Linked DNA regions of Homo sapiens: regions 2 and 3 are each linked to region 1. The links are chromatin contacts, found by Hi-C or POLR2A ChIA-PET in ENCODE. All regions are on one chromosome and are shown on one strand. Each heading gives the region's core, a stretch centred on a gene start or an enhancer-like site at or near the end of the contact. The rest is flanking DNA. Distances are from core to core; before and after follow the strand shown.

Region 1 (2,700 bases), core at 83-2,582:
ATCTGCATTTAACTCATGAAGCCTGGCTGCTCCGCAGGTCCTGGAGAAAAAAAGAGTCTCGCTGCAGGTATGATACAGGACAGGCTTGTCCCCAGGACCCGCCTGTCCCCAGGAAGAGGGAAGCCCAATGTCCCACCAGGTTGGCAGGGCTGGGGAAGGGAAAGTGTTATAGTAGCCCCAAGACTAAAAAGAGGCAGCAGAGGGAGCAGGACAGTGCTCCCATGGAACTCAAGCCGCTGCCTGAGTGAGGTGAGGGAAGAGTGCACCCACTGACATCAGGGGGCAGAGAGGTGCGGTTCCAGCGCGGCTTTTCCCCTTGCGTCTTGCCATGTGACTCTGATCCCCTCCAGGTGAGCCTGCCCACTTTGGGCCCAGGGTTGCCGCTGGGGCCTGTACCCAAAAGCAGCCCCCCATGGCCATGACCCCACTCCCAGGAGTGGGGCAGAGCAGGGAGGAGTCCTGGAAAGAGGAGACGCAGGGACAAGAAGGAATGGGCCTCAAACTCCAGGAGGGGGACCTTCTCATGGGTCCTGTTTTCTGGTCTCTCCTCGCTTACCCCTGGGCTGATCACCCTGGGAAGAACTGAGCCAAGGTTTCTCACCCTCAGGTCCAAGGGGTTCAATTACCGGGCCCTTAGGGAGATGCGAGCCCCCTAAAACGATGCAAAGTTCCTGGCCTAATTTTTATATTTTTAGTAGACATGGGGTTTCACCCATGTCTACTGATCGGAATGCCTCGAGCACACAAAATGTTGGAATTTACAGGCGTGAGCCAACGTGCCCGGCCAGCCCTATTTATTTCAGCCTATACATTTTGCACTTGTTAAAAGTATTTGAACATACAATTATCATGTTTTCTTTAAGCAGTCCCTCCCTGTTGTACACTTGGATAGTTTATTTTTTTAGACAAGGTTTACCTCCGTCTCGCAGGATGGAGTGCTGTGATGGGATCATAGCTCATTGCAGCCTTGAACCTTGGGGTTCAAGTATCTGGGAAGCTGAGGTGGGACTACAGAGATGGGGTCGCGCCATGTTGCCCAGGCAGCTCTTTAACTCCTGGCCTGAACGGATCCTTCCGCCTCGGCCGAGCCTGGACATAGTTTTCTAGTTTTGACCCACAGAAACACTGTGCTGGGTCGGAGTTTGTCAACCACCCTTCTCCAGCCAGCAACACACAGAACATGGCGGGGAAGTCGCGGTTACCAGGCTCCACTCCGAGGAAAAACCAGCGCAGCTCCAGGCACTGTAGCGCCACTGTGACGTCGCCGAAGGCCGGCGCTATTACGACGCCGGAAGGCCCGCGCCTGTGACGTCAGCTGAGGCGCGCCCCTGTGATATCTCACAGGCCCGCCCCTTCTGTAGAACCAATCGGAACTCGAGGCGCAGCGGCTGGGTATTCCAGGAGAGCGCATGCGCAGACGCATGGCCACAGACTGCCGGTCAGTGTCAGCAGGCGGTGGGTTAGGGTCCGCAGGCCCAGACCAGGCCGCCGACACCAATAAGCTACAAGGAGGAGCTTTACCGCTGCCTGTACTACTACTGCCTGCGCTACTTCCCAGCCTGCGGCGTAGGGCGCAGCAAGGGCCTGACGCTTAGCGAGCAGGCGCTGCGCACCAAGCGGCTGTCGCCTGGAGGGCACGTTCAGGCAGAAGCTCCTCAGTGGCCACAAGTCCGCTAGCTCCGGCTACAGCCCTTGCCGCACACTCGCGTCACCTGAGCCTGTGTAGGTGCGCCCCCCAACTCCTCCCCCAGCCAGGTCCCGGGGACGCCGGCAGCGTCCCCCACCCCTGGCGCCGCTCATCCTGGGCAGGATCGGCCCCGTCTGAGGCTGCACCGCATTAGGGAGCTGCACCCCTCGGCTTGACCTCTGATGGCCGTTGCAACAACATCAAAGCCTTTGGAACTTTGTAGGGGGTACGAGGGGCTAGGAAACCAAGAAAACATCTTTTTAAAAATATAAGCGATCGGGCCGGGCGCGGTGGCTCACGCCTGTAATCCCAGCACTTTGGGAGGCCGAGACAGGTGGATCACGAGGTCGGGAATTCAAGACCATCCTGGCCAGCATGGTGAATCCCGTCTCTACTAAAAATGCAAAAATTAGCCGGGCGTGGTGGCGGGCACATGTAATACCAGCTATTCGGGAGGTTGAGGCAGAGGCAGACAATTGCTTGAACCCGGGAGGCAGAGGCTGCAGTTAGCCGAGATCGTGCCACTGCACTCTAGCCTGGGCGACAGACCAAGACTCCGTCTAAAAAATAAAAAACTATATATATGTGTGTGTATATATATATATATATATGCGATGGAGCCCGGGAGGTTGAGGTTACTGTGAGCCGAGATTACACCACTGCACTTCAGCCTGGGTGACAGAGGGAGACCCTGTCTCTAAAAAAAAAATATATGCAAGTGAGAGCTTTTCTTCCAGTGCTCATGCTCAGACTGAAGAAAGTTATTGGGCCGGCCCAGTGGCTCACACCCGTAATCCCAGCACTTTGGGAGGCCTAGGTGGGCGGATCCCTTGAGCTCAGGCGTTCCAGACTAGCTTGGGCAACATGGTGAAATTCGGTCTCTACAAAAATACAAAAAATTATCTGGGCGTCGTGGTGGGCGCCTGTAGTCCCAGCTACTCAGGAGGCTGAGGCAGGAGAGTGGTGTGAACCCGGGAGGCGGAGCTTGCAGTGAGCGGAGATCGCTCCACTGC
Region 2 (2,700 bases), core at 61-2,560, 720 kb before region 1:
ACCCACTATGCCTGGCCTTGAAAATCCATTTTATTTCATTTTTTATAATTTATTTATTTTTTTGAGACGGAGTCTCACTGTCACCCAGGCTGAAGTGCAGTGGCACAGTCTTGGCTCATTGCAAACTATGCCTCCCGGGTTCACGCCATTCTCCTGCCTCAGCCTTCCCAGTAGCTGGGACTACAGGCGCGCGCCATCACGCCTGGGTAATTTTTTTTTTTTTTTTGTATTTTCAGTAGAGACGGGGTTTCACCGTGTTAGCCAGGATGGTCTCGATCTCCTGACCTCGTGAACCGCCCGCCTCGGCCTCCCAAAGTGCTGGGATTACAGGCGTGAGCCACCATGCCCAGCCGAAAATCCATTTTATTTATTTATTTACTTATTTAGGTGTGACCCACCATGCCTCGCCTTGAAAATCTTATTTATTTATTTAGAGACAGAGTTTTGCTCTTGTTGCCCAGGCTGGAGTGCAATGGCGCGGTCTCGGCTCACTGCAACCTCCACCTCCCGGGTTCAAGCAATTCTCTGCCTCAGCCTCCCGAGTAGCTGGGATTACAGGCGCCCGCCACCACCCCTAGCTAATTTTTGTATTTTTAGTAGAGACGGGGTTTCACCATGCTGGCCAGGCTGGTCTTCAACTCCTGACCTGGTGATCCACCCACTCGGCCTCCTAAAGTGCTGGGATTACAGGTGTGAGCCACCGCACCCGGCCAGTCCCTTATATAAATTTTTAAAAAGATGTTTTCTTCGTTTCCTAGCCCCTTCTACCCACCTACAAAGTTCCAAAGGCTTTAATACTATTGCAACGGCAGTCAGAGGTCAAGCTGGGGGGGTGCGGTGCAGCTCCCTAACGCGGGGCAGCCTCAAAGGGGGCCGACCCTGCCCAGCACGAATGGCACCGGGCGGTGGGGGACGCTCTCGAGGTCCCCGGAACATGGCTGGGGGAAGTGTTGGGGGGTGCACATACCCAGGCTCAGCTGAGGCGAGTGCGCGGCCAGGGCTGCAGCTGGCGCTGGCTGGTACTTGCTCAGGCCATTGAGGAGCTTCTGGGCGACCCTGCGCTCGTGCCTACCAGGCGCCAGCCAGTAGGTGCGCAGCGCCTGCTCCAGCAGCGTCAAGCCTTTGCTGCGCGGACCCCGCAGGCCGGGAAGTCACGCAGGTGGTAGTAGTCCAGGTGGTCGTAAACTCCTCCTCATAGCTTATGGGTGGCGGCGGCTGGGCTGAAGACTGCGGACAGGACATCCCGCCCGGCCGCCTGTGGTCACCCTCCCGCGCAGGCGCGCTCCTGGAAGACCCAGCACCTGGAGTTCCGATTGGCTCTGCGTGAGGGGCGGGCCTTTGCGACATCTTGGGGGCGCCTTCGGTGACGTCACAGGGGCGGGCCTTCTGCCACGTCACAAGGGCTGTACAGTTCCTGGAGCTGGGCAGTCTTCTCAGAGTGGAGCCTGGTAACCGCGACCTCCCCGCCAGTTCCTGTGTGTTGCTGGCTGGAAAGGGGTAGTTGACAAACTCCCACCCAGCACAGTATTTATGTCGGTCAAAAATGGAAAACTATGTGTCCGGGCACGGCCCAGGAAGGAGGATTCCTTCAGGCCAAGAGCAGCCTAGCAATATGGCGCAACCCCACCTCTGTAGTCCAACCTCAGCCTCCCAGCTACTTGAACCCCAAGATTCAAGGCTCCAATGAGCTGTGATCTCACCACAGCACTCCTGCCTGCGAGACTGAGGTAAACCCTGTATAAAAAAATAAAAAAGAAAACTATCCAAGTGTACAACCGGGAGGGACTGCTTAAAGAACACATGAGGCTCCCTGGGCCGTGCTATCCCGGCACTTTGGGAGGCCGAGGCAGGAGGATGGCTTGGGTTCAGGAGTTCGAGATGCGCCTGGACAACATGACGCAACCCCGTCTCTACGAAAGATACAAAGATTAGCCAGGCGCGGTGCACGCTTGGCCTAATTTTTGTATCTTCCGTAGAGATGGGGGGGGTCTTGCTATGTTGCCCGGGCCGGTCTCGAACTCCTGGGTTCAAGCGATCTTCTCACCTTGGCCTTTAGAGTTGTTGGGATTACAGGCGTGAGCCACCGTACCCTCCTGGGCTAGGCTATTTAATAACATAAGAAAGTGCGGTGGCTCACGCCTGTAATCCCAACACTTTGGGAGGCCGAGGCGGGTGGATCACCTGAGGTCAGGAGTTTGAGACCATCCTTGCCAATATGGTGAAACCCAGTCTCTACAAAAAAATACAAAAATTAGGCTGGGCGCGGTGGCTCACACCTGTAATCTCAGCACTTTGGGAAGCTGAGGCGGGCCGATCACCTGAGGTTGGGAGTTCAAGACCAGCCTGACCAACATGGAGAAACCCCATCTCTACTAAAAATACAAAATTAGCCGGGCGTGGTGGTGCATGCCTGTAGTCCCAGCTACTCAGGAGGCTAAGACAGGAGAGTCTCTTGAACCCAGGAGGCGGAGGTTGCAGTGAGCCGAGAAGCATCACTGCACCCCAGTCTGGGCGACAGAGCAAGACTCCAGAGCTTGAGACCAGCCTGGGCCATGTAGTGAAACCCTGTTTATAAAAAACAAACAAAAAAAGCCAGGTGTACCTGTGTCCACCTGTGGCCCCACTACTTAAGAGTCTGAGGCAGGAGGATAACTTGAGGCCAGGAGCTGAAGGCTGCAGTGAGCTATGGTCATCCCACTG
Region 3 (2,700 bases), core at 177-2,676, 750 kb before region 1:
AGACTCCATCTCAAAAAAAAAAAAGAGAGAAGGAAGGAAGGAAGGAGAGAGAGAGAGAGAAAGAAAGGAAAGAAAGAAAAAGAAAGAAAGAAAGAAAGAGAAAGAAAAGAAAGAAAGAAAGAAACAAACAAACAAACAAGACTCCTGGGTCAGAGACAAAGGACTTTATTGCTTACAGCATGGCAAGCAGCGTAGGCAGCAGGATATTTGCATCAGTTCCCCTTTCCCTCCAACTTCCATGGGGTAACACAACGTGGCCCAGATGGATGCCTCAAAGATGGTGGGTTTGGATCACAGCTGAGGAACACTCAGCTCAGGGAATCTATTGTTTTTGTTGTTGTTGTTTTATTATATATTTTTTTATTTTTATTTTTTATTATTTTTTTGAGACAGAGTTTTGCTCTTGTTGCCCAGCCTGGAGTGCAATGGCGCAATCTCGGCTCACCGCAACCTCTGCCTCCCAGGTTCAAGCGATTCTCCTTCCTCAGCCTCCCGAGTAGCTGGGATTACAGGCATGCGCCATCATGCCCAGCTAATTTTGTATTTTTTTAGTAGAGATGGGGTTTCTCCATGTTGGTCGGGCTGGTCTTGAACTCTCAACCTCAGGTGATCTGCCCACCTCGGTGTTTTATTGTTTTATTTTTGTAGAGATGGGGTCTCACCATGTTGCCTAGGCTGGTCTTGAAATCCTTGCCTCAAAGGATCCTTGACTTGGCCTTCCAAAGTGCTGGATGGCTGGGCACGGTGGCTCACACTTGCAATCCCAGCACTTTGGGAGGTCAAGGAGGGTAAATCACCTGAGGTCAAGAGTTCGAGACCAGCCTGGCCAACATGGCAAAGCCCTGTCTCTACAAAAATACAAAAATTAGCCAGGCATGGTGGCGTGTGCCTGGAGGCTGATGCAGAAGAATCACTTGAACCTAGAAGGCGGAGGTTACAGTGAGCCGAGATCGCACCACTGCACTCCAGCCCGGGTAACAGAGTGAGAATCCATCTCAAAAAAAGAAAAGAGAAAAAAAAATCAAGGCTCATGCCTGTAATCTCAGCACTTTGAGAGGCTGAGGCGGGCGGATCACCTGAGGTCGGGAGATTGAGACCAGCCTGACCAATATGGAGAAACCCCGTCTCTACTAAAAAATACAAAATTAGCCGGGTGTGGTGCTGCATGCCTGTAATCCCAACTACTCAGGAGGCTGAGGCAGGAGAATCACTTGAACCCAGGAGGCGGAGGTTGCAGTGTGCCAAGATCGCACCATTGCACTCCAGCCTGGGCAATAAGAGCGAAATTCCATCTCAAAAAAAAAAAAAAAATCAAAGTGCTGGGATTATAGACATGAGCCACTACGCCTGGCTGAAATCTATTGTTTTTATACCAAGCAGTGGGCAAGCCTGCTCTTTGTCCAAGAGGAAACATTAACTTGTCTCTGAAGATTACCAGCTGTGTAAACAACCCTGAGAAAAGGCCCAAATAAAGAGCATTCTTGGGCCTTGCATTCTTGGCACACCCAGCAAGACATGTAAGCACACAACAGATCCATGGAGGACTCTCAACACAAAGATCGCAATAAAAATTGTTTCAGGCAAAAATTATTGATGGGCTGGGTACAGTGGCTCAAGCCTGTAACCCCAGCAATTTGGGAGGCTGAGGCAGGAGGACTGCTTGAGCCCAGGAGTTTGAAACTCACCCAGGCAACAAAGCATGACATCTCTACACACACACACACACACACACACACACACACACACACACACACACACACGTTTTAAATTAGCCAGGCATAGTGATGCAAGCCTGTAGTCTCAGCTACTCAGGAGGCTGAGATAGGAGGCTGAGCCCAGGAGGTTGAGGCTGCAGTAAGCTGTGTGATTGCACTACTGCACTCCAGCCTGGGCAACAGAGTGAGACGCTGCCTCAAAAAAAAAAAAAAAAATCATCGATGGATGCTTAAATTAGTAGGCACTGTTATGATGAAAAACAGAACAGTCACATATTTTCCCACAAGATGCTTATTAAATACAAAGAAAAAATAACAACTTTATAGTAGAGCAATCTAGCAAACATTAACCAAGTGAACAAAGTTAACATCACCAGGAATGGGAAAAACTGCTGACATCATGTGACTCTTCCTACGATGCCTTGAAATGACACATAATTTCTCTGGCGTTCTTGCCAAATATGAATAACCTGCATTTTTTTTTTTTTTTGAGACAGAATCTCAGTCTGTTGCCCAGGCTGGAGTGCAGTGGTGCGATCTTTGCTCACTGCAACCTCCACCTCTTGGGTTCAAGTGATTCTTCTGCCTCAGCCTCCTGAGTAGCTGGGATTACAGGCACGTGCCATCAGGCCCAGCTAATTTTTTCTATTTTTAGTAGAGATGGGGTTTCACCATGTTTGCCAGGATGGTCTCGATCTCTTGATCATGTGATCCGCCTGCCTTGGCCTTCCCAAAGTCCTGGGATTACAGGCGTGAGCCACCGTGACCGGCCGTAACCTGCATTTAAACATAAGGAAACATGAGGCCAGGCGCAGCGGCTCATGCCTGTAATCCCAGCACTTTGGGAGGCCAAGGCAGGCGGATCACCTGAGGTCAGTAGTTCCAGACCAGTCTGGCCAACATAGTGAAACCCCATCTCTACTAAAAATACAAAAATTAGCCAGGAATGGTGGCAGGTGCCTGTAATCCCAGGTACTCTGGAGGC

What was found. A loop is a pair of places that touch in the nucleus more often than their neighbours do. ChIA-PET counts read pairs that join two places held with the same protein, here RNA polymerase II (POLR2A). Pooled maps may share reads with other maps.
Region 2: a map of CD8-positive, alpha-beta T cell shows a loop between it and region 1 (5-fold over the local background). The contact joins the promoter of LINC03006 here to the promoter of LINC03011 in region 1. A Hi-C loop is called at or near these places in 1 of 168 maps with a recorded cell type or tissue (CD8-positive, alpha-beta T cell), 1 of 37 single-sample maps with no recorded cell type and 10 of 50 pooled maps. POLR2A ChIA-PET finds 5 or more read pairs at or near these places in 1 of 52 experiments (WTC11).
Region 3: a map of CD4-positive, alpha-beta T cell shows a loop between it and region 1 (1.9-fold over the local background). The contact joins the enhancer-like site here to the promoter of LINC03011 in region 1. A Hi-C loop is called at or near these places in 8 of 168 maps with a recorded cell type or tissue (B cell, CD14-positive monocyte, CD4-positive, alpha-beta T cell and 4 more), 2 of 37 single-sample maps with no recorded cell type and 20 of 50 pooled maps. POLR2A ChIA-PET finds 5 or more read pairs at or near these places in 2 of 52 experiments (CD4-positive, alpha-beta memory T cell and naive thymus-derived CD4-positive, alpha-beta T cell).

Annotation. Positions count from the first base shown.
Region 1 is chr7:66,492,300-66,494,999 of GRCh38, forward strand. LINC03011 (long intergenic non-protein coding RNA 3011) reads left to right here and starts at 1,333. Exons shown (of 2, transcript NR_134573.1): 1 at 1,333-1,438. RefSeq lists an enhancer at 1,022-1,231.
Region 2 is chr7:65,769,500-65,772,199 of GRCh38, forward strand. LINC03006 (long intergenic non-protein coding RNA 3006) reads right to left here and starts at 1,311. Exons shown (of 8, transcript NR_038378.4): 1 at 968-1,311. RefSeq lists enhancers at 1-343, 344-966, 1,213-1,462.
Region 3 is chr7:65,744,390-65,747,089 of GRCh38, forward strand. The region is part of intron 2 of LINC03006 (long intergenic non-protein coding RNA 3006); the gene reads right to left. Among named protein-coding and RNA genes, the nearest start is that of SNORA22, 9.8 kb to the right of the region's middle. Within about 2 kb of position 1,427, at least 8 of the 41 ENCODE cell types and tissues checked have a DNase peak (open chromatin) inside an H3K27ac peak, as active enhancers do.